Regions from separate parts of the Homo sapiens genome. Here region 1 is linked to region 2. A link is a loop called in an ENCODE intact Hi-C map of the cell type or tissue named here. Cell type or tissue: stomach. All regions are shown on one strand. Links, peaks and the distances in the headings refer to the core of each region. The heading gives the core; the rest is flanking DNA.

The links. Peaks named below come from ENCODE experiments on the same cell type or tissue, not always from the same donor. Only the 100,000 strongest peaks of a DNase experiment are listed, where the experiment ranks them.
Region 1: it touches region 2 in a loop (2.4-fold over the local background); 3 of 110 quality-filtered maps call a loop at or near these places.

Annotation. Positions count from the first base shown.
Region 1 is chr1:201,194,430-201,209,879 of GRCh38, forward strand. IGFN1 (immunoglobulin like and fibronectin type III domain containing 1) reads left to right here. Exons shown (of 24, transcript NM_001164586.2): 4 at 1,410-1,549; 5 at 2,789-2,888; 6 at 4,905-4,949; 7 at 5,180-5,225; 8 at 5,808-5,982; 9 at 7,290-7,403; 10 at 9,309-9,477; 11 at 10,653-10,925; 12 at 11,654-15,450. Among named protein-coding and RNA genes, the nearest start is that of IGFN1, 11 kb to the left of the region's middle. In stomach, for the core only: no CTCF peak of the experiment used is centred there; no DNase peak of the experiment used is centred there.
Region 2 is chr1:200,975,396-200,983,395 of GRCh38, forward strand. KIF21B (kinesin family member 21B) reads right to left here. Exons shown (of 35, transcript NM_001252102.2): 28 at 7,661-7,699; 29 at 5,565-5,701; 30 at 4,140-4,320; 31 at 1,817-1,981; 32 at 1,381-1,498; 33 at 104-274. Among named protein-coding and RNA genes, the nearest start is that of KIF21B, 44 kb to the right of the region's middle. RefSeq lists enhancers at 1,269-2,468, 4,293-4,442. In stomach, for the core only: a CTCF peak has its summit at 4,342 (motif pointing right); a DNase peak (open chromatin) is centred at 5,206; H3K27ac peaks cover 681 bases.

The DNA.
Region 1 (15,450 bases), core at 7,451-15,450, 230 kb after region 2:
TTACCTGGAACCCTAGAAGTGACAAGAGGCCTGGGGAAAAGAGTGGATAAAGAGAGTGAAGAGACACCATGCTATTCTGGTGTGAGAAATATCTGGGGGGCAGGGATGGAAAAATGCTAAACTGGGGAGCAGGGAGAGGTTGTGGTGTTTCCTGGTCCCTGTCTCCTCACCTCAAAGCCACTGCTGCAGAGAGGCACTGTTAAAACAGTTAATTTGACTCTTCCCAATCCTCGCCTCCAGGCAGCAGCACCTGCTGTGGCTCACAGGCTGGGCTCAGGAAGGCCCTTCTAGAAGGCCACATAAGAAGGTGTCCAAGAAAGTGGTGGGAACAAAGGCTTATTGGGGAAAAAGTGGGAATTGGTGTTCTTTCCCCAACACACACCCTGCAATAAATTTTAGTTCATAGCATCCTGGTAATAAGAAAAAGAATGGTATTTTATTTTTCTAAATCTGGAACAAGGTAATGAGAAATTGGGAAGGGCCCTTGGGCCTTTGGTCTATATTGCTGTCTACTGAGATGTTCCTGGTGGGAGGCTGAGGGATTCCTTGAGGGCGGGCAGTTCCCAGGCCTCCATGACAGGCATGGAGCATGGGGTCTTTTCTGAGGCTGAAGCCTGTGTCTCAGCACCGGATCCTTCGGGCACCAAATAGTCACTCCTTCTCCTAGTTGTGATTCCTCCTCCCCCTAGAGAGTAGGAAGGGAAGCCAGAAAATCTCTTCTTTTTTTTTTTTCTTTTTTTGAGATGGAGTCTCGCTCTGTTGCCCAGGCTGGAGTGCAGTGGCGCAATCTCTGATCACTACAACATCTGCCTCTGGGGTTCAAGTGATTCTCCTGCCTCAGCCTCCCAAGTAGCTGGGATTACAGGCACATGCCACCAAGCCTGGCTACTTTTTGTATTTTTAATAGAGATGGGGTTTCACCATGTTGGCCAGGCTGGTCTCGAACTCCTGATCTCAGGTGATACGACTGCCTTGGCCTCCCAAAGTGCTGGGATTACATGCGTGAGCCCCTGCGCCTGCCCGGAACTCACAAAATCTCATTCCCTTCCTAGTCTTGGCAGAGCCTTCAGACTCCTTGCTCACCCACTCTCAAAGAAAAGCCCCTGTCCCCTAAAGCCCTGCTGGCCTCCCCTTTCACCAGGGCCAGTCCACCTGTCTCTTTCCCTCAAGCAGCCCAAGCTTCTGCAATATAGAAAGAGGAAGCACTGCCTTCTGGGTGCCTGGAATCTGCTGCTTTCCACCTGCGTATTCTGAGTCCTGAGTCAAGGGGACCAAGGCCTGGCATCCTTTTTGGAAGGGGCAGTTGAAATACCTAGATGAGGAAGACGATATAAATTAAAATTTAAATAAAGTATACAGTCACCCTCTCCCAACTTGTCAGTCTCCCTACTCGTCTCTTCCTGCTGCAGGGAAAAATGCTGTCTTTCGGGCTGTGGTCTGTGGGGAGCCCAGGCCCGAGGTGCGTTGGCAGAACTCCAAAGGTGACCTCAGTGATTCCAGCAAGTACAAGATCTCCTCCAGCCCTGGCAGCAAGGAGCACGTGCTGCAGGTAAGAACCGTAGCTCTTCCCCTGACCAGGGTCTACTCGTCTTTTCCCATCCCCTTGAAGGTCTCTTTGGCAGCCTCCAATCCCTAGAGGAGTAAGACATACTCCTCGTTGAGGTTGAATCCATTCAACTCCATCTCGTGACTCAAAGTTGCCTGAGCCAAGAATGGATCTGGCAGGCTTGCAGATACCTCTGCTGATAACCTGGGAGGTGGTGTAGACTGGAGCTTAAGAGCTCAAGCTCTGAAGTCAGACTGCTGGAGTTACAATCCCAGGCCCACCACCTTGGCTTTAGAAAGTCATTTTACTCTTTTTACCTCTGTCTCCTCATTTGTAAAAATGGGATAATAATAGTACCTACTTTAAGGAGTTGTTATGAGTTGTTGTTGAGATGGATCTCACTCTGTCGCCCAGGCTGGAGTGCAATGGCGTGATCTTGGTTCTCTGCAACCTCCACCTCCCAGGTTCAAGCGATTCTCCTGCTTCAGCCTCCCAAGTAGCTGAGATTACAGGCATGCGCCATCACGCCCGACTAATTTTTGTATTTTTAGTAGAGTTGGGGTTTCACCATGTTGGCCAGGCTAGTCTTGAACTCCTGACCAACAATGATCCATCCGCCTCGGCATCCCAAAGTGCTGGGATTACAGACATGAGCCACTGCGCCTGGCCAGGAGTTGTTATGAGGATGAAAGTTTTATGTAAAGTGTCTAGCTAGTGCCTGGCCTATAGTGAGTACTCAATCAATCTTGGCTAATCTGAGCAATATTATAAATACTAACCATGGGATACCTACTATGTGCCAGGCCCTACTATGTCCCAGGGGCTAAATATTTGACATAGATTATATATTTAATTCTAATTATTCACCACTTTTTTGAGGTATTATATTCCCATCTTACAAATGAAGAAACTGAAGTTGAGAGAAGTTAGGTAACTTGCCCAAGGTCCCACAGCTAGTAATACAGGACAGAGACTGTTTTCAGGCCCAGATCCATCTGACCCCAAAAAGCACACTCTTTCTACTTCGCTACATTGCCTCTGATGGCAAAGAATTGATACATCCACCCTCTGTCCCAAACCAGGTTTCTGTTTTGGGGTCTGTCTTTCCTGATAAAGACTGTGAGCTCCATGAGGACAAGGACCATGTCTTACTCACTTTATACCCCCAACACATAGCCGTGTCTAGTAAATGGAGGAAGGGGATGTGGTAGCCCTGTTCCTCTGCCCTTGGCCTCTCTGCAGATCAACAAGCTGACAGGCGAGGACACGGATCTGTACCGCTGCACAGCAGTAAATGCGTACGGAGAGGCCGCTTGCTCAGTGAGACTCACTGTCATCGAAGGTGGGCTTTTCCCTGAGTTTGTCTCATCAGTGCACAGGGCAGAGACCCACAGAGGAATCAGATGCCCCGTGGCTAGTGAGGGAGGGGAGGGGAGGGAAGGGAGGCCCATCCAGGCTGCTGCCGCTGCTGCAGCCCCACCTTGTGCTGGGCCCCGGGCTTCATCCACATGCACACTGAGTCTGCATGTGTTTAAAAAGGCACACCTTGGCAGATACTCTGAAGGATATTCTCTTGGCCCAGTAAATGAGCAGGACCTGAAAGCTGGCTTCTAGTCCTAGAGCTTCTGCTAACTCATTCAATGGGCTTCGTTTTCCTCTCTGGGTCTCAGTTTCTCCACCATGCAAAGGATATTTTGGACAGGCCTATGCCAGAGTTGACAAACAGGTCACACAAAGGCCAAATTCTCTCTCAGACATGTTTTTTTTGGTGTGCGTGGTGTTTGAAATTTTAAAAATTGTCAACCTGTAGTAATTAAAAGGTAGATATCTCTTGAGGAAGCAGGTCTAGTCTCGCCATTGGTTATGCTTACAATTGATCTGCCTGCAACTAACAGAAAATCCTACTAAGAGCAGCCTAAGAAATAACGATATTTCATTCCTTCACATAAGAAGTTTTGCGAGTGGCGTCCAGGGCTCATACCACAGCTCAGGGCTGCCATCGGAGAGCTGATTCCTTCGTTCCCACTGCTCTGCCATCCTTAGCAGATTGGCTTATCACCTCATGGCCATAAGAGGGCTGTGGCAGATTCAAACATAATCCATGTTCAAGGTAGGAAGGTGGAAGAGGTGGCCCAGGTCCATCTGCCTCTCTTATTTTTATTTTTATATTTTTGAGATGGACTGGAGTCTTGCTCCATCGCGTAGGCTGGAGTACAGTGGCACAATCTCACCTCACTGCAACATCTGCCTCCCGGGTTCAAGCAATTCTCCTGCCTCAGCCTCCTGAGTAGCTGGGATTACACGCGTTTACCACCATGCCTGGCTAATTTTTGTATTTTTAGTTGAGACAGGGTTTCACCACGTTGGCCAGGCTGGTCTCGAACTCCTGACCTCAGGTGATCCACCTGCCTCGGCCTCCCAAAGTGCTGGGATTACAGGCATGAGCCACTGTGCTTGGCCTTTTATTTTCTATTTTTTGAGACCTGTTGCCCAGGCTGGAGTGCAGTGGTGTGATTATGGCTCACTGCAGCCTTGACCTCCCAGGCCCAAGTGATCCTCCCACCTCAGCCTCCCAAGTAGCTGGGACTACATGCATGTGTCATCACACCCAGCTAATTTTTTTATTTTTTTTGTAGAGGCGGGGTCTCCCTGTGTTGCCCAGGCTGGTCTGGAACTCCTGGGCTCAAGCTATCCTCCCCCCTCGGCCTCCCAAAATGCTGGGATTACAGGCATGAACCATCACGACCAGTCCATCCACCCTTTTTATAGAGGAAGCAAAGGCTTTCTCAGAAATTCCTGGAGCTCATTGGTCAGGACAGTGTCACATGAGCACTGCTAGTTGCAAGGGAAGCTGGGGAAGGTGAGTGTTTAGCTTTTTCAGCCTCTCTAGTGGAAGCAGATGATGAAGAATACAAATGGCTGCAGGATTAGCCAAACAGCAATGTCTGACCTATTTGGCAATATTGGGCCTATACCCTGAAATGGCAGCTCCCAGGTGGAGTGAAAGAGCAGCTGCCCCTTTAGATACTCTTGAGTTTGTTGTGGTTGCCAGTGTCTGCTTCACGCATTTATGCCACCTCCCTGGCCCCTGCGGACACATGACTGGGCCTCCCCTGCATGAGATGATGCTTAGGTTGGTCCCCTTGGTCATGGTAAGGCTCTAGGGTAAAAAGGCTTATGATGGACAGACCCTCCACCCTGCTCCATCCCTCTTGCTGGGATCGTCCACGCCTTAGAGGACAGTGGGGAGAGCAGGGCTCTGGGACTCCATCAGTTTCTCAGGAAGACCATCAACATGTCTTGCTTCTCTCCCTGCTTGTCCACATCGACTCCTTCCTCTCCTCCCTGGATGTTGCAGTTGGCTTTCGGAAGAATCGGAAGAGGCACAGGGAACCGCAGGAAGGTAGGCAGATTTGTCAGAAACCTCCTTGGGGGCCTGTGGGGGATAGGCTACTCCTTTCCTGGTGTTCCCTGCCTGGTTGAGCTACCATGAACACCTTGTGGATCACCACCAGTCTTCAAGAGAGCCCCTTCCAAAGGCTCAGTTGTCAGCATGGACAACACAGAAAAGCTCTGCATCAACCCTCAGTCATCCCACCTGGGACTGAGGCCTCATTCCTGCTCCTTTTTCAGACCTCAGGAAGGAGCTGATGGACTTCCGGAAGTTGCTGAAAAAGAGGTGGGTTTGGGCCTGTCCATGAGGGATTTTGGAGGCTCCCATAGTATTCACCCCCTGCTATTTCCATAAGTAAGCTGGGCTTGAGCCCCACCTCTACCCAACACAGCAGGGAGCTAGACTGCCAGTAGCAGATGGGAGGATGGGAAGGGGACTGAACTGGATGGGAATGGGACAGAGCTCCAGCTCTGCCATTTCAAAGCTCTATATCCTTGAGTTAATCATCTCTCCTCTGATTTCCTCATTTGCAAAATGTGGTGGTCCACCAGAACAATGATGTACTTTTTTTTTTTAAGCAACAGAACAATGCAACACCCACTTTCCCCAGACATCCTACTTAGAAATCTACAATACAAGTTGTCAGGAGCATTTCTCCTGAAAGTTGTGGGGTGAGGCTGAGGCTCGCCCCACCCATCTCTGAATCCTTCTGGCCTCAACAGTGGTCAGTCCCAGAGATTCCAGGCTCTGCGTTTCCTCGAGTGCAGATAGAGCAGCTTCCCAGAACTACTTGGGACACCAGAGCCAGGTGGCCAACAGAGGAGCAGGGATTCCTCTGGCCTCTGACCTGCTAGCCTTGCTCCCCAGGGCCCCACCAGCCCCCAAGAAAAAGATGGACCTTGAGCAGATATGGCAGCTGCTGATGACAGCAGACAGGAAGGACTACGAGAAGATCTGCTTGAAGTATGGCATCGTCGACTACCGTGGCATGTTGCGCAGGCTGCAGGAGATGAAGAAGGAACAGGAGGACAAGATGGCACAGGTGCCTCACCCCATTCCCACCCCTCACTCCATGCCCACCCCACACACCTGGACCATAGGTGCCTCACACCTGGAGGTGGGCTTGGAGGCAGAACTTAGGAAACCAAGTATGATCAAGGGGCCTGTCTCCATCTAGTCCCCAGTGGGGTATCTGGCTAAGGCCCTGGGATCCCAGGTTGGTGTCCTGCCTTTGCAACCTGGTTCTGATACTTACTAAACTCTGGAGCTTTGGAAGGGTTAGGGCCTCTGTATCTTGGTGTCTTCATCTGTAAAATGGGAATTATAGTCATGCCTACCTTGTAGGGTTATTGGGAGGATAAATGAGAGAATGTAATTAAAGTACTTAGCTTAGTGCCTTGATTTTTGCTATCATTATCATTGTCACCAGATTGCGGGGGGGAGGTACCTGGTTTATTTCTTTCTTTTTTTTTTTTTTTTTAAGATGGAGTCTTGCTCTTTCGCCCAGGCTGGAGTGCTGTGGCCGGATCTTGGCTCACTGCAAGCTCCGCCTCCCAGGTTCACGCCATTCTCCTGCCTCAGCCTCCTGAGTAGCTGGGACTACAGGTGCCTGCCACCACACCCAGCTAACTTTTTGTATTTTTAGTAGAGACGGGGTTTCACCGTGTTAGCCAGGATGATCTCGATCTCCTGACCTCGTGATCCGCCTGCCTCGGCCTCCCAAAGTGCTGGGATTACAGGCGTGAGCCACCGCACCTGGCTACCTGGTTTACTTCTAAAGGCTTTCATGGAAGGGAATTTCACAGTTCCCATTAGCACTCTGATCCCAGAATCTTATCAGCTGTACAGGAATTTCTTTCCTGTGTCTAACTTAACTATAGCATAAGTCTAATTTTTCTTCTGAAAATGGAAAACAACTAGTTTTTATTATCCTGAAAATAGTATCTTATCCCCTTGAAAGATAAGCTTCCTTAAACCTAACACCTAGGGTCTCAGCCTTCTCTCCTCCAAGCTTTCTCATTGGCTTTAACACGGGACCTAGCACAGAGCTTTGCACACGGTAGGTGTTCAACTAATGTTCGTTAGAAGTACAGATAGATGGAAAAGCCCCACTGTGTTCTAGCAACTGAACACCTGGGGTCTTTTCTTGGTTGTCTTCCTGATCTGATCTCTCATCTTGGAGAATTTCCTTCCTTGAGGGGCTTACTTTCCCCCACTTGTAAAAGGGGCCAATGCATGCTCATCTGGAACGCTGTGGGCCTGGGATGGTACCAGAGCCTATGAGGGTTCAGAGTACCCCGAAGAGAGAGCTTCATGAGCTCTCCTGCTGGGTGTTTGTCTGCTTTGTAGTACATCAACACCATCTCCAGCTTAAGACACATCAGGGTCACCAAGGATGGGAATGCAAAGTTTGACTTGGAGCTGGATCTCAAGGATTCTCAGAGCAAGATTTACCTGTATAAGGTGAGGCTGGAGGGGCTATGGGTGGGGGGGATCTGGCAGGGATGCTTCAGGTCTAGTGGAGAGGGAACTATGGGTACCCTGCATTCCTCCAAGGGAACAACCAGAGCACACAAGTGGTGAGCCCCTCATCCCATGGAGTTCCTGGCTGGACCTGGACCAAACCCTGGTGTAGACCATCCATCCACAGGGACTTCTTATCTCACACTGAGCAACTGGGCTCTCCAGCTGGGCCTGTGATTCTCTGTAAATTGTGTCTAACACCAGAGCACGGGGGTGAAAAGAGGGTTCTGAGAAAGTGCACCCCTTTCCATCTGAGCTTTCTCTCCAGAGACTTCATACATCCCTACCTGGGCTCTAGGAGTAATTATCTGCCAACCAGATGGGGGCAGAGGCAGGTGGGGAGCAGTTGGTAAAATTTGGCTAGTTCTGTAGCCAAACTCATCCAGCTTCATCACTTATAAGCTGTATGACCTCAGACAAGATACTTATCTTCCCCATGCCTCGGCTTCCTCACTTGTGAACTGGGGATAATATAGGACCTGTCTCATGGTGTACTGCAGCGCTAAATGACATCATGTGTGACTTGCCCCTCCCCTCACCTCTCTGCTTATTCCTGCTTCTCTTCCCCTTGTCCCTCAGTTCCTGGCCCACTGGCCTTGTCCCTGTTCCTTTGCCCAGGTGTTCCCTCTGCTTGGCATGCTCATCCCCGATATCGACAGGGCTAATTCCTTCATGGCAGAGAGACTTCCCTTGGCCACTCCGTGTGATTCCACTATGTCCCTCCAGCCCCACCCTGGCACTCAGGAGCCCTGGACCCATATCTACCTTTTTGTTCCCTAGTTTTCTCTCTTTCTTTCCCTTTCTTTCTTTTTCTTTCTTTCTTCCTCCCTCCCTCCCTCCCTCCCTCCCTCCCTCCCTCCCTTCCTTCCTTCCTTCCTTCCTTCCTTTCTTCTCATTCTGTTGCTCAGCCTGGAGTGCAGTGGTGCAATCTCGGCTCACTGCAACCTCTCCCTCCCAGGTTCAAGTGATTCTCCTGCCTCAGCCTCCCGAGTAGCTGGGATTACAGGTGTTTGCCACCACACCCAGCTAATTTTTTGTATTTTCAGTACAGACAGGGTTTCACCATGTTGGCCAGCTGGTCTTGAACTCTTGGCCTCAAGTGATTCACCCGCCTCAGGCTCCCAAAGTGCTGGGATTACATGCATGAGCCATCACACCCGGCCAGTTCTATTTTTTTCTAACATAAATTATTTACTTATTTATGACATCTATTATTTATATTTTTCCCCCATAGGATTTTAGCTAGTGAGAGCAGGAATCTTTGTTTTATGCATTGATGTGTCCTAAGTACCTGAAACAGTGCCTGGCACACAGTGGGCCCCTAATAAGTATTAGCTATTGTTAATATTCAGCAAGTAGCAAACCTATCTAGGGCTTAGTTAAAGCAGGTATGCATATAGATTACTGGGTTTCATAGAGCCTTATGGATATCTGATGTTATTCTCTGCAAGTTCCTGTTGGTGAATAAGTTGAGCTGGGGCCTCTGGGCCATGGGTGTTGTGTCCGGCCTCCCCTGCTATCCTCGCAGGGCTGCTGGAGAGTAACTCTACTCACAGCCTGAGCTGGAATGTCAGCAACTTCAGGTGCCCCTTTGTATAACACTTGCAGACTTTTCACTCCATGGACATTCCTAGAGCATGGATTCCCATCCAGCTCACAATCCCTGTTCCCATGTTCTCCAGGCCCTGCTGTCCACCCCATCCCAGCTCCTCTATGGTTCCAGGAATCTGTTGTCTGGCGACTGGGCCCGTGGGAGAAAACTGCTGGTTATAGCCAGAATGGGACTGGGGCAGGAAGCACTGAGGACCCACTGAGGCCCGCCTCCTCTTCCTTTTCTGGCCTTAGGATGGTGAGATGATCCCCTATGGCTTCAACAACCAAACCAAGCACTGTCTGCGCCGGCTGGGGAAGCGCTATGAGTTCCAGATTCAAGACCTGAGGCCTGAGGACTCTGGCATTTACCAGGTCAAGGTGGAGGATGCTGTGGTCTTCTCCACAGAACTGGAGGCCAGTGGTGAGTGGTCTACACTGCCGAAGTTGGAGTTGGGGAGATATGTTAGAAATGGAGTCCATGTTGGTGCAACGTGTGTGTTGGGGGGTAAATGTGATGTGGCCCCAGCTGCAAAAGACAATTGGGAGAGGGACACATACCTAGATGGCCAAATTTTGATGCTTTCTGTTTTCCAAAGCCTTGGTGCGAGTTATCTCTCCTGGTGCTGAGCTGGGTTCTACTGAATTACTGTCACAGACATAGAACATATGTGTCATGCCTCTGCTTAGACCTTCTCTAGCCATCAATTATTTTCAGATCAGATCCAGACTAATTGCACAGCCTCTAGAACTCCTTTCTGTTGCATGTCCTCATCTCCCACAACACCCTAGCAAGAATCTCTGGGTTAGGCATCCTCACGCTCCATACAGACCTTTCCTTTTCTGCTTCCTGTATTCCTTCCCCATCTAGGAACTGACACTCCTCCTTCATCAAACTCTGTCCCATCCCCATGAGTACCTGTGTCCACATCACTCTCAGAGCACCTGCCAGCTCAAGGGGGTTCTTGAAAGGACAACGAGAGGCCTGGGGAAGGGAGCTTTGGACAGACATGTCGTAAGAACATGGCTGAATCAAAGTTGGGGGAGAAAAAAGGGGGTTATGTGCCCCAGCACGGGGGAGGTGCCCAGATGGGGCTTTGGAAAGCCTGAAAACAGTGCAGTTTGGGAAAAGAAGTATGGGTTTGGGAGTCAGCCAGACCTGGGTGTGAATCTTGGTTTCTCTTAACTGCGTAAGACTGGGGCAAGTTATTTAACTTTTTAAGCCTTAGTTTTCTCACCTGTAAAAAGAAATTAATAATACTTATCTTGGAGATGGTCACAAGGATGAATAAGATAAACTACCGGCTCTTAGCATAGTGGTTTCCTTCATGCATCCACCTTGTCCCTAAATATAACTTTTGGGTTTGGAAGTATAGAATCCCAGAGCTGAAAATAAGCCTCATTGCTCATAACTGTAGCCCCTCATTTTACTTGGGGGGAATTGACACCTGAGGTCCAGAGGTGACCTGTCCAAGGTAACATGGGGAGTTTGTGGCTGAGCTGGTCTAAGCCAGGATTTCTGAATGGCCAGCCTTGCTGCCTTAGGTCACACTGTGTCATACCATCAAGCTGATATCCCCATTCCTATTTCCCCGGCAGCCATCCCCCCAAGAGTGGTGGTCCCACTGGCGGAGACCCACTGTGAGGAGCAGGGTGACGCAGTCTTTGAATGTACCCTCTCCAGCCCCTGCCCTAGTGCAGCCTGGCATTTCCGGCACCGGCTACTCCACCCCAGTGACAAATATGAAGTGTATGTGTCCCCTGACGGGCTGACCCACCGGCTGGTGGTGAGGGGGGCACGTTTCTCAGACATGGGCCCCTATTCGCTGGGCACCGGGCTCTACACTTCCAGCGCCTGGCTGGTGGTTGAAGGTGAGTGCTTCAAAACTCTGTCTTTCTCTGCCTCCAGGGAAGACCTTGGGGCTGCGGAGGCATGAGGAAGGCGAGGCAGTGGGATTTCCTTTGGTCAGAGAGAATAAGGAAAGCTCCTTAGATTATTCTCCACCCACTGCAGTGCAGACCTTCATGGCCAACCCAACCCTTCTCAGCTGTGCCTGCTCTACTGGGTCTCTTGGAATTACTTTGGGGCACAGATGGCTCTAGGGTCCTAGGCAGCCTTGGGACAGTGGCCCAGGTTCAGTCTGGATGAGAAGCCCCTGCACCAGACCAGAGAGCACTCTCAAACTTCCCTGGGGATAGAAATTTGCGTTCCAGATGTTCCCAGGAAAGTGTAAATTGGACATAAGTAAGGCAGGTGGTTGAGCAAGTCGATATTTTAAAAACCATGCACCTGCTGCGGCAGTTTGATAAACAAATGACTTTTGGCTTATGCGTTTTCTCCAAAACCCTCATGAAGCCTATAGCAGGGTGGCCTGCGGGTATAGGACTAGGGAGGTGGTGATGGGATTCACCCATCCATCCCTGGAACACCCTGGCTTCCTTCCCAGGTGGTCACCTTGCTTCTCTCCTGGGGAAGTCCAGGTCAGGCAAGCAGCTGGGCTCAGGCAGGTGCTTTGGCCGGATTTAACAGGAGTTTTGGTATTTTCTCTTGTCTCTCCATGTGGGCACTGACCTTCCATATGAATAACCCCTCACTGAAGCTGGGAAGGATAAAGACCTTCAGTCCACAAGTGCTGACCACAAACTGCAGAGGCAAGGAGCCCAGGCATCAGGAGCAGAAGAGTCTGGGAGCATCGAGAGCCAGGGAGAGAAATCCAGAGAGCAGGGCCCCAGGGGGGGCTCCCTTGAAGGGGCTGGGCCGGCTTCTGGGCTCCAGCACATAGCCAGCCCAGACAGGGATGGCCTTGGCAGACATGGCTACTCCTTGATGGGGGACAAAGGGACAGCTGACTCAGCCTGGGGCCCTGGACAGGAGGGCGAGGGCTTTCCAGTAGCAGAGGGAAGCAGAGCCACTCTTCCCAGGGAAAATCAATCCCACAGAGAGGGAGGCTGGGCCAGAAGCCTTGCAGAGAGGCCCCATCTACAGGGAGAGAGCTCAGAATCAGGGTTGGGCCTCCCAGAAAAACAACAGCAAGATCGTGGCAGAGACAGCAACAGTGATGAATGCTGGAGGAAAGCAGGAGGCTGGGAGGCTGGGTCCAGTCGGCTTCAGGCTGGAGGACTGGGGAGCAGCAGGGAAGGAAAGGAGCACAGAGGGGACAGTGGAAGACAACTGGACAGGCATGCCCCAGAGCAACTGTGGGATGCTCGACTGGGACCTGGGAGAGGAAAGAGCGACCTGCAGGGATGCCAGTCTGATCCTGTAGGGTCCTGGCCAAGAGGAAAGCAGATAGAGATTTCACAGGATGACAGCCTGGCTGAGATGGACAGAGGGGATGCTCCAAGTAGGGAAAGGGGGAGAGGAATAGTAGTGTGGGGTGGTGGGACTGGCCTGGGAGAAGCTGGAGACAGCAATGGGGCAGGAGGTCCTGGCACCCTGGAGCTTACTGGAGGAAGAGGTTCTGGCTCCAAGGTGGGCATGGCCCCTGAATCCTGGGGTTCTCAGGGAGGTAGAGATGCTGACTATGGGGAAGCCAGGGGCTACTGGGGGTCAGGAGAGTTGCTAGAACAGATACCTGGAGGCAAGGACTTCCAGGAACCATCAATATCAGGTGGTAGAAAATTCCTTCTGGGAGATGGGAGTCCTGAGATCAAAGCTGAAGACTCACTGCAGGAGGCAGATGGTATATGCCGGGGGGAGTCTGTAGTTACAGGAAGTGCCTACAAAACTGGCCCTGGAGGCCCAGGAGACCCCAGAGGCTGCGAAGGTGTCCTACAGGAGCTCAGGGGAAGGGATGGCCAGGAAACAGCTTGGGCCTCGGGTGAGGTAGAGTATGACCCCAGAAGCTTCCAGTCTTCCCAGGGCTGGACAGCAGGTCACAGAGCAGCAGGGGGTATTGGCAGAATAGAATCTAAGGGCACAAGTCCTTGGGATGACACACCATCTAGCCTCAGAAAAACTGGGGCCCACCATGGGCCTGGAGTGCTGGGGCCCAGTGGAGGACAAGAGGGTATGGGTGGTATCTGGGTGGCTGGACTGACGGAGTCTGGTCAGGGGGTGGATGCCAGAAGCCACTGGCTAAGTAGGGCTCCAGGCCTGGGTGCTCAGGGATCTGGGGGGACACTAGGAGATAAGAAAGGATTAAGAGGTCCTGGGTCAATAGGGTCTGAACCAGATTTCTGGAATGGGTCAGGGAGCTCCAGAGTAAAAGGACCCAGAGGTGAGACAGGCTATAAGGATGGCTTGGAAGGTCCCGGGAGAATGGAATCTAGGTACGAGGGTGGCTTAGGATATTCTAGGGAAATAAGCTCTAAAAGCGGGGCTGGTTATAGCTATGGCTCAGGGGTTCCAGGAGAAATGGGGTCCGGCCATGGTGCTGGTTGTAGAGTTTCCCCTAGGGCACCTGCGGGAGTGGAGTCTGAGGAAGGGGGTGGGTACAGGCATGGCTCCGGAGCGCCTGGGGGAGTGTGGTCTGGAAATGAAGATTCTGGCCCTGCAGGAGGAGGGTCTGGGAGAGTTGCCAGTCTTAAAAATGGCTCAGGTGGTCCTGATGGAGCACCCATGAATGACACCAGGAATTGGGCCTCTGCATGCCAGGCAGGCATGGACCCTAGGGGAGGGCACCATTCAGATGGTGGCCTAGGGAGTCCTGGGGTGACAGGGTCTGCGGGTAGAGGTGGTCTCAAGGCCCCTGGAGTAGTGGAGACTGTTGGGATGGGATGTGTGGAAGCAGAACCAGAGAGCTCTGGAAGAATAAGGCCTTGGGGTCAGACTGGAAATTATGGGGGCTTCAGAGCCTCAGAGGCCCTGGGGGCCTTTGGAGAAGGAGGCTATGAAGATGGCTCTGGGGGTCCAGGAGCCATGGGACCAGGGTCTCTGAGGGCAGGAAGCAAAGTGGGTGAGGGGGATGGGACAAGATGCCCTGGTGCTAAGGCCTCTGGAGCTGGAGCTGGTTATAGGGATGATACCAGGCACCCTGAGTCACTCGCACCTCACAATGGGGCCGCTTCTGGGAGCCAGTGGGCTTATGGGGCTGGCAATGTGCTGGGTTATGAGGATGGATCAGAACTTCCAGGGCCTCAGGGAACTGGGGTCAGAACAGCCTATGGAGAAAGGTCAAGGGGCCTTGGGCCTAGGAGTACAGGGCCAGGGGGTGAGGCAGGCTTTAGAGATGGTTCAGGAGGCCTCCAAGGAATGGGATCAGCAGATGGGCCAGGTTGTAGGAAGGGTATTGGGAGTTCTGGGGAAATGGGGTCAGTGGATAAGGAAGGTTATAAGAAAGATTTGGGGGCTCCTGAGAATATGGGTTCGGGGAGCAAGGCAGATTATAGGGATGGTGTAGGGGGTTCTGGGGCAATGGGGTCAATGGATGAAGCAGGTTATAGGAAAGATTTAGGGGCTCCTGAGGGAATAAGTTCAGGGAGCAAGGCAGATTATAGGGGTGGTTTACAGGATTCCAGGGAAGCGGGTTCAGGGAGCAAGGCAGATTATAGCGGTGGTTTAAAGGGTTCCAGGGAAATCGGGTCAATGGATGAAACAGATAATAGGAAAGATTTGGGGGTTCCTGAGGGAATGGGTGCAGGTTACAGGGCTGGTTTAAGGGGTCCTGGGGAGATGGGGTCACTGGATGAGTCAGGTCATAGGAATGGGATTGGAGGTTATGGGGAAATGGGGTCAGGTTATAGGGAGGATTTGGGGGCTCCTGAGGGAATGGGCACAGGGAGCAAGGCAGGTTATAGGGATGGCTTAAGGGGTTCTGGAGAAATGAGGTCAATGGATGAGGCAGGTTATAGGAAAAATTTGGGAGCTCCTGAGAGAATGGATTCAGGGAGCAAGGCAGGTTACAGGGGTGGTTTAAGGGGTTCTGGGGAAATGGGGTTAATTGAGGCAGGCTATAGGAAAGATTTGGGGGTTTCTGAGGGAGGGGGTTCAGGGAGCAAAGCAGGTTATAGGGGTGGCTTAGGTTCTGGGGAAATGGGGTCTGTGGATAAGGCAGGCTATAGGAAGGATTTGGGGGCTTCTGAGGCAATAGGTTCAGGGAGTAAGGCAGGTTTTACGGATGGTTTAGGAGGTTCTGAAGAAATGGGGTCAGTGAATAAGGCAGGTTATAGGAAGGATTTGGGGGCTCCTAAGGGAATGGGTTCAGGGAGTAAGGCAAGTTTTAGGGATGGTTTAGGAGGTTCTGGAGAAATGGGGTCAGTGAATGAAGCAGGTTATAGGAAGGACTTGGGGGTTCCTGAGGGAATAGGTTCAGGAAGTAAGGCAGGTTTTAGGGATGGTTTAGGGGGTTCTGAAGAAATGGGGTCAGTGAATAAGGCAGGTTATAGGAAGGATTTGGGGGCTCCTAAGGGAATAGGTTCAGGGAGCAAGGCAGGTTTTAGGGATGGTTTAGGGAGT
Region 2 (8,000 bases), core at 1-8,000:
GCCTGGGGCCCGCGAGTCCAGGTCCCAGGGTCTCCAAGGCCCTGCGTGGGCTATGGAAACCACCCTACCCGAGTCTACCCTCTCCCTTTCCTCCTGACCCCACCTGGATGAGCTCCTGCTGGTCTAGGTCCCACTTCTTGATGCCGTTATCTCGGGAGCCACTGAACAGGATGTCTCCCTGGATGGCGAGACACTCGATGCCATCGTAGTGCGGGGGCTCGAAGTTGTGAGTGGGGCCGATGGTGCCCGTCACACACTCGCCCAGCTCGAACATCTGTGGGAGGAGGGGCCAGTAGGGAGAGGCCAAGTGGGAGGATGGAAGGCAGGGCCTACAGCACTGTGGACCCAGAGGCCTGAAGACCCAGGAGTCTGGCTAGGGTGACAGCCACTGCCCTCTGGGGAGAGGAGCTTCCCAGCAGGCGAGGGTTCCTGGAGGTGGGGCTGCTCCTTCTAAGGGACTGGGAACACGGAAGGTTCAGATCTTGACCCTTCCTGTGGATACTGGGGCAGGGGTGGGAGGAGACCAACTCAAGTAATGCAGGGGTGAATCAGCTCATCACGCCGAGACCCCACAGCTCAACAGGCAGCTGCTAAGGAGAAGGGTGGGTTTAGGGTGTGAGCCTCCCTCTAGAATTCTTTTGATTTTTACTAAATATTCACCATAATCCCACCACCCCTGAAAACCCTACTTCTTTCCAGTTTCTTTTTTGTTGGAGACTGAGTCTCACTCTGTTGCCCAGGCTGGAGTGCCGTGGTGCAAACTCGGCTCACTGCAACCTCTGCCTCCCGGGTTCAAGCGATTCTCCTCCCTCAACCTCCCAAGTAGCTGGGACTACAGGCGCCCGACACCATGCCTGGTTAATGTTTTGTATTTTTAGTAGAGACAGAGTTTCACCATGTTGGCCAGGCTGGTCTCAAACTCCTGACCTCAAGTGATCCTCCCACCTCAGCCTCCCAAAGTGCTAGGATTACAGATGTCAGCCACCACGCCTGGCCTGCTTCCTTTCAGTTTCTGACTGTGTATGGACAGTTTTCAATGGCATAATCAGAGAGCAAACAAATTAGTGTTTGTATACTTCATGTTTGGTTTGCTATTTATCATTTTAATAGCTGCAATGCATCCCATTTAGTGGATTTTCCATAATTTGATTGTTATTCTACCCTTCAACATTTAAGTTATTATGAATTTTTCACCAGTTACAAAATAATGCTGCAATCTATAACTTTCTGCACATAAATTCTTGCCTTCTTTGGGGTGATTTCTTCAGCAGACATCCCCAGAAGTCTTATAATTTTTCATGGGTACTCCCAGGGCAACAGAGGGCAAAGATTGGGGAGAGTGGAAGACCAGCCCCGACCCAGGCCTCATAGCTGAGGTACCTTAACGTAGTGGTCCTTGGAGCCAGTCACCACGAGGTCATGCTGGCTGGCCGTCTGGGTGACCGTCAGGCACATCACAGGGCCGATGTGGCCAGTCAGCTTGCCGACAGGCTGGAACCTGCAGTGGGAAGAGGCCCAGCCAGGGGTAGGTGAATTAGAGGGGACCCTGGGTTGGGGTGGGGTGTCTGCCCCAAAACAAATAGGCCTGGTCAGGGTACTCACCCTCCCCTCTCGCTCAAGGCAAGATCAAGAATCTAGACATGAGCTACCCTGCATCCCAGCAGTCTCACTGGAGAGGGCACAGGCCCAGCAGCATGGGGGGAATAAAGGTGTTGCTGAGGTCCTACCCACCCTGGGGTGGGTCCCCCTGAACCAAGACCTGGGGACCTTGCCTGGGAATGCCAAACCCTCCTCCCTCCCCAGGTATCACGCTGACCTGCTAAGCTCCCAGATGCGGACGGCATTGCCCGAGGCGGCGTACAGCATGGTGCCCGAAGGGCTGAGGGCGATCTGGTTGATCTGATGCTCGCCCTGAGCACTGGTGATGGCACGGGTGGATGTGGCGGCACAGGCATCCCCTGAGATCACCTGGCCCGAGGACCTGCCCATCGGAGAAAGGCAAGGCCAGAGGTCAAAACAATCCATGTGCACAGTGCAGGAAACCAATAAAACGTCACTAAGACCAGCCCAAATAACCTACTTCTTCCAGGAAGTCTTCCTTGACTGACAGAGAAGAGCAATAGCTTCTCCCATAAGTGAGACCCAGGGGAGAGCTCCACTCTAGTCCCCTATGAGTCAACTCCCCATGTGGCCTGCCCATGTGCCTGGTCACTGGCTTGGAAAGATGGTAAGGCTCAGTCATGAGAGTGGGTGTGAACATGGATCTTCCGGAAATCAACCTCTCTGAGTCTCGGTTTCCTCATCTGTTAAAAGAGGTGATTATATCCATTCTGTTTACTATTTTTTTTTTTTTTTCTGAATGGAGTTTCGCTCTTGTTGCCCAGGCTGGAGCGCAATGGCATGATCTCGGCTCACTGCAACCTCTGCCTCCCGGGTTCAAGCGATTCTCCTGCCTCACCCTCCCGAGTAGCTGGGATTATAGGCATGCGCCACCATCCCAAGCTGATTTTGTATTTTTAGTAGAGACGGGGTTTCTTCATATTGGTCGGGCTGGTCTCGAACTCCCGACCTCAGGTGATTTGCCTGCCTCAGCCTCCCAAAGTGCTGGGATTACAGGCGTGAGCCACTGCACCCAGCCTGTTTACATTTATTTATGTTTGTTTGTTTGTTTGAGATGGAGTTTCACTCTTGTTGCCCAGGCTGGAGTGCAATGGTGTGATCTCGGCTCACTGCAATCTCTGCCTCCCAGGTTCAAGCAATTCTCCTGCCTCAGCCTCCTGAGTAGCTGGGATTACAGGCATGCGCCACCATGCCTGGCTAATTTTGTATTTTTAGTAGAGACGGGGTTTCATCATGTTGGTTAGGCTGGTCTTGAACTACCGACCTCAGGTGATCTGCCCGCCTCGGCCTCACAAAGTGCTGCGATTACAGGTGTGAGCCACTGCGCCCAGCCTTGTTTACTTTTTTTTTTTAAGACTTTATTTTTTTTTTTAAGGCCAGTTTTAGGCTCACAAGAAAACTAAGCACAAGATAGAGATTTCTCACATGCCCCTGCTCCCACACAGGCACAGTCTCCCCCATTATCAACACCCCCCACCAGAAAGCTGCCTGTGTTTCGATTATGAACCCATGTTGACATATTGTTATTGCCCAAGTCCATAGTTTATGTTAGAGTTCACTCTTGGTGTTGCACATTCTAAGGGTTTGAACAAATGTATAATGGCATGCATCTACCATTACAGCATCATACAGAATAATTTTACTGCCCTAAAAACCCTCTGTTTACTTTATTCATTATTATTATTTTTTGAAACAGGGTCTTGCTCTGTCACCCAGATTGGAGTGCAGTGGCACAAACATGGCTCACTACAGTCTCGACCTCCTGGGCTCAAGCAACCCTCCCACCTCAGCCTCCTGAGTAGCTGGGACTACAGGCATGCACCACCATGCTCAGCTAACTAAAAATTTTTTTTTTGTAGAGACAGGGTCTCCCTGTGTTGCCCAGGCTGGTCTTGAACTCCTGGTCTCAAGTGATCCTCCTGCTTCAGCCTCCAAAATACCTAGGATTATAGGCATGAGCCACTGTGCCCAGCCTGTTTACTTCTTAAGGATCAAATTAATAGACTGTAGCTTACAGTGTTAATGTAAGGATGTAGCATGACTTCTGCTAAAAAAAACCACTTTATTTTGCAAGGCTCTTGGTCTCAGTTCTGCCTCCCCTGCCCTATGCCTGTGTGTCTGAGACTGTCGGGGCAGGGCTCAGGGCCATGACTGGGTGGTCGCCTACACAGGCAGTGGCCAGCATGGCTTTGGAGGCTCACCCTGTTTCCTAGCTCCTCTTTCAGACTCATAGGATGATATCTAACACACCTCAAGGGGCAGGGCTTGGGGGACTGGGCTGTGGGTGGAGGCCAGGCAGGCCAAAAATTCCTCTAGTGGTGCTGCCCCAGACACTGTCTCCCAAACCAAGAGATCTCACCTTGTACCCCAGGGTCAAGCCAAGTTCATAGGCTGGTAATGGTCTCTGTGCCCATGTAGCCGGGCTGTGCTGTGCTGAGTGGGTCACTTGGGCTGGGAGCATCTGTACCCAACACAGCCTGCTGCAGCCGACCACTGTGAGGCAGGCGGGGGTTACTCACGTGAGAGTCCGAATGCACTTGGCTGAGTCCCGGATGTCCCACACCTTGATGTAGGAGGTGGACACGGAGAACACAAGCCCCGAGTGGCTGCAGTACTTGATGGAGACCACGTTGTTGGGGTGGCCCTTTAGAGCTGCGATCTCCTGTCCCGTAACCAAGTTCCACATCTTGCAGCTTCGGTCTGTGAGAGATGGGAGGAAGCCACAGGGAGGGGAGGGATGTCAGCCACTAGGGGGCGCAGCTCCACCTCTGCAGGGGCTGCCCAGGATAGGGGAAAGGGATCCACAGGGCTCCAGAGGACGGAGCTCCAGGTCTGAAGAGGAAAAAAACACATACACATGTGCTCACTGGCATGTGTGTGCTAGTAAAAAACTCAGGGAAGAGAGAATTCCCTCAGAACTTCAGACCAGGGTTCCTCAAGCAAACTTTCCACTAACACCAGAGTTTTGTGAGCCATACTGCTAAGGTGTCCAGGGCTAAAATAAAATTCTTAAGCTTTTATGGTGCCTGTTCCTCCAAACACTAATTGCTGACAAAGCAAATGAACCAGTGCAAGCAAATGTTATGGGAAAACTTGGAATCAATCAATCACACCTAGATTGACAGCTATCCCCCTACTGCCGTGGAGAGCTATATTTATGCTTGTGTTATAGTATGCGTGTCTATTACAGACTAGTTCTTTCTGTCGGTAAAATGAATGAATGAAAGAGTAAATAAAGAATTTTGTATTTGCTTATTGAGATAGGGTCTTGCTCTGTTGCCCAGGCTGGAGTGTAATTGCACAAACACAGCTCACTGCAGCCTTGACCTCCCGGACTCAAACGATCCTCCCACCTCAGCCTCCTGAGTAGCTGGGGCTACAGGCACATGTCATTGTGACTAATTTTTTATTTTTTGTAGAGACAGGATCTCACTATTTGCCCACGCAGGTAGTCTCAAACTCCTGGGCTTAAGCAATTCTCTTGCCTCATGCTTCCAAAGTGCTGCAATTACAGGTATGAGCCACTGTGCCCAGCCTATCTGCTGGTAAAATGTTTGACTTTGTTGCTGTAATCAGGTGAGCGTGACTTTGTAAAGTGCTGCTGCTGAGATCATAGGGAGTGCCTAGATGTATGAGCTGGGGTGATGTTGGGCAGTGCAAGTACAGGTGGGGCACCCAAGAAGCTTCCTGAAGTTTCCCTGGAAGGTCTGGAAGGAAGTGCTGGATGGAGCCACCAGGTCAGGTATGAGGGAAGGCTTGGCCAAGGATGCATGGGATGGGGGCCTTGAGCCAAGGTAAGAAACAAGGGTAGTAAGCAAATAGACCCCATATCCTCAACTCCTGGGGGCTCTATGTTCTTTTCTCCTTCACAGACCACTCTGACAAAGGAAGCAGGGGTGAGTAGGAGACCCCAACCCTACCTGGCTAGTTGGCGTTCCACATACCTTTGGACCCTGTGAATAGCAACTCATCTGTGGCATCCAGGCAGAGGATGGGCTTGGTGTGGCCTTCGGCCATGGAGACACACTGCAGTGGGGCCGTCCGTGCACCCTTGGCTCCTCCAACCGGGGAGATGATGCCCCTTCCCGGGAGAGAGGGAGAGAAGGCATGCTCGTCAGCCAGGGAGACTGTGGCCAGGCTGATCAAGGCACGTGTGTGGGATGGGGACAGGGCAGGGAGGGGATGAGGACCAAATAACAGAGACTTTAAGGACTCCAGCCAAATTCCACCAAGGTCTGAGAGCCGGGAACGGGCTACACAGAGTGGAGATAGCCTGTCTTAATCAGCAATCATCAGTTGCCATCCTGAGCACTTCTGGGGAAGCAAACCCGGTGTTAGGCACAGCTAGAAGGTGCAGGAGGTGTGGGCTCTGTCCACAGAGAGTTCCTATCTGACAATGTCTGACCCAGATCCTGAGATGTGAATGCGCCCGGGTCCAGCTGGGCAGGGCAGAGGCCCAGGGGCTGGAACTGGGCCCTGTAGCTTCCACCAGAAGCTGCATGCTGCTTCAGTTAACCGAGTGTGAGGGAGGGGTGCTGAGAGGGAGGGTTGCTCAGGCCATCACCCCCATGCACCCTGATCCCAGTAAACCCTTCTGCTGGTAACTGCCTCTGAGGCTAGCATCTTCCAAGCAGAGAGCCATGTGTACACATACACACTCCTTTTGGACCAGCGGGGTCAAACTTGTGACTGGCATTTACGAAGGGCTAAATCCCTTTGGGGCTGGCTTGGCTTTGGGTAGGAGGTTTGGGGCTCTCTGGAATGGGGCTGTATGGACCTGGAACAACACCTCCTCGCTCCCATGATGCTAGGGGAGCGAGAAGGAGGCTGGCCCAAGTGAGCGTGAGGGTTTTGCCACATCCAGCTTCCTGAGGTTCTGAAGATGATTTTTTTCTCAGTGAGGGTCTTTTGGGATGAGACCCTGGCTGAGTCATGTCTGAAAATATATCCTAGCTTTGTTTCTTTTCCCAAGAGAAAGCTGCTCCTGACAGTGACTCTGGCCAAGGGTCTACTGAAATGATCAAGGTTTTGCCTGTGGCGCTTCTGGCACAGCTCCCCCCAGACTCTGCCAGGCCCACCCTTGAGGATGGTGGTCGGATACGTCCAGCTGCCAGCCAGGTGCCACACATGCACAAATAGCTCCCCAAGCTGCTCCAGCACCCTGCTTCTGACAATGGTTTGGCTTCACTGCATGGCCACAGAACTATGTCAAAGGGATCATGCTCCCCCCGATGACAGCCTGGCCAGCTGGCTAACATCTTGTGGTGGCAAAGCCTCATGATTCACAGTAAACCAGTTGTCGACACTCAGGGCTGGAGGCTCGAGGAGCTGAGACAGCCCACCAGGAGAGCCGAGGAAGCTCTCAGCCCACGAGGGGCCCTTGGCTTGTCAGGGGCTCGGGACCCCAGGTCCTGAGTCTTGCTCCTCGTTGTGCGGTGTCATGCTCGGCTGGCTGGGAGAACCAGCCTCCAGCCATCCCACAGGCTGCGGGAAGGGGAGGTACCCACACATCTGTGTGCTAACAGGTGTGGGCAAGGGGCGCTGCCCCCATGGTGCCCCTCCCCCCATGGTGCCCCTCCCAGAGCCAACGTCTGAAAAGCTCACCCCCAGCACAAGCTGAGGGAATCAAAGGACCCAGAGCACACCACCGGCACCCCCAAAAGGAGCAGCCTTCAGCATTTCCCCTGCCTTCCAGTCGTGGAGAACTCAGCCCCAGCCCAGCATCCCCTAGGCCTCCATGCTGCGCCCCTCCCTGCCCAGGTGAGGAGGGAGAAGAGAACAGGGCCTGCGACAAGCAACTGTGCACCCTCCCCAAGCCCCCAGCTCTAGCTGGCGCAGTCCAAGGCCTTGTGGCCACCCTGAGAGAGAGGAACCATGGGGGCAGGAACAGGTCTGGAGAGGGGGGCAGCAGGAAGGGGAGTGGAGGGGCCGCATGCTGAGGACACGGGTGTCAGGCGGGAGGGATGCAGCAAGAGACAGAGAAGAGAGGGTGCCGAGAGTGAGAGTGGGGAACCAAACACGAGAGACATTCTGTGTGTACCTCAGGACCTCCGACAAAGAGGAGTCGCTGTCATCAGACCTGGGGAGGGCAGAAAATTAGCTGGATTAGGGGGTGAGAGGAGACACACACAGAGGGACGCAGAGGCGGCAGCAGTGTGTGGGGTGGTCAGAGGGCAGGTTATTCTCTTCCAGCGGAGCAGAGACAGGCAGAGGAATGAGGGCCTCGGGAGAGCAGGGGAGGAGGTGGGTGGGCTGGTCTGGGAGCTGGGACTCTCCCCCAGGAGTGGGCTGCCAGGGTCTCTCGGCTGGCAAGGGAGGAGCGAGGAGGGGGCCACGGGGAGATGTGGGAGCACCAGCCCCACACATGGGGAGACGTTTCC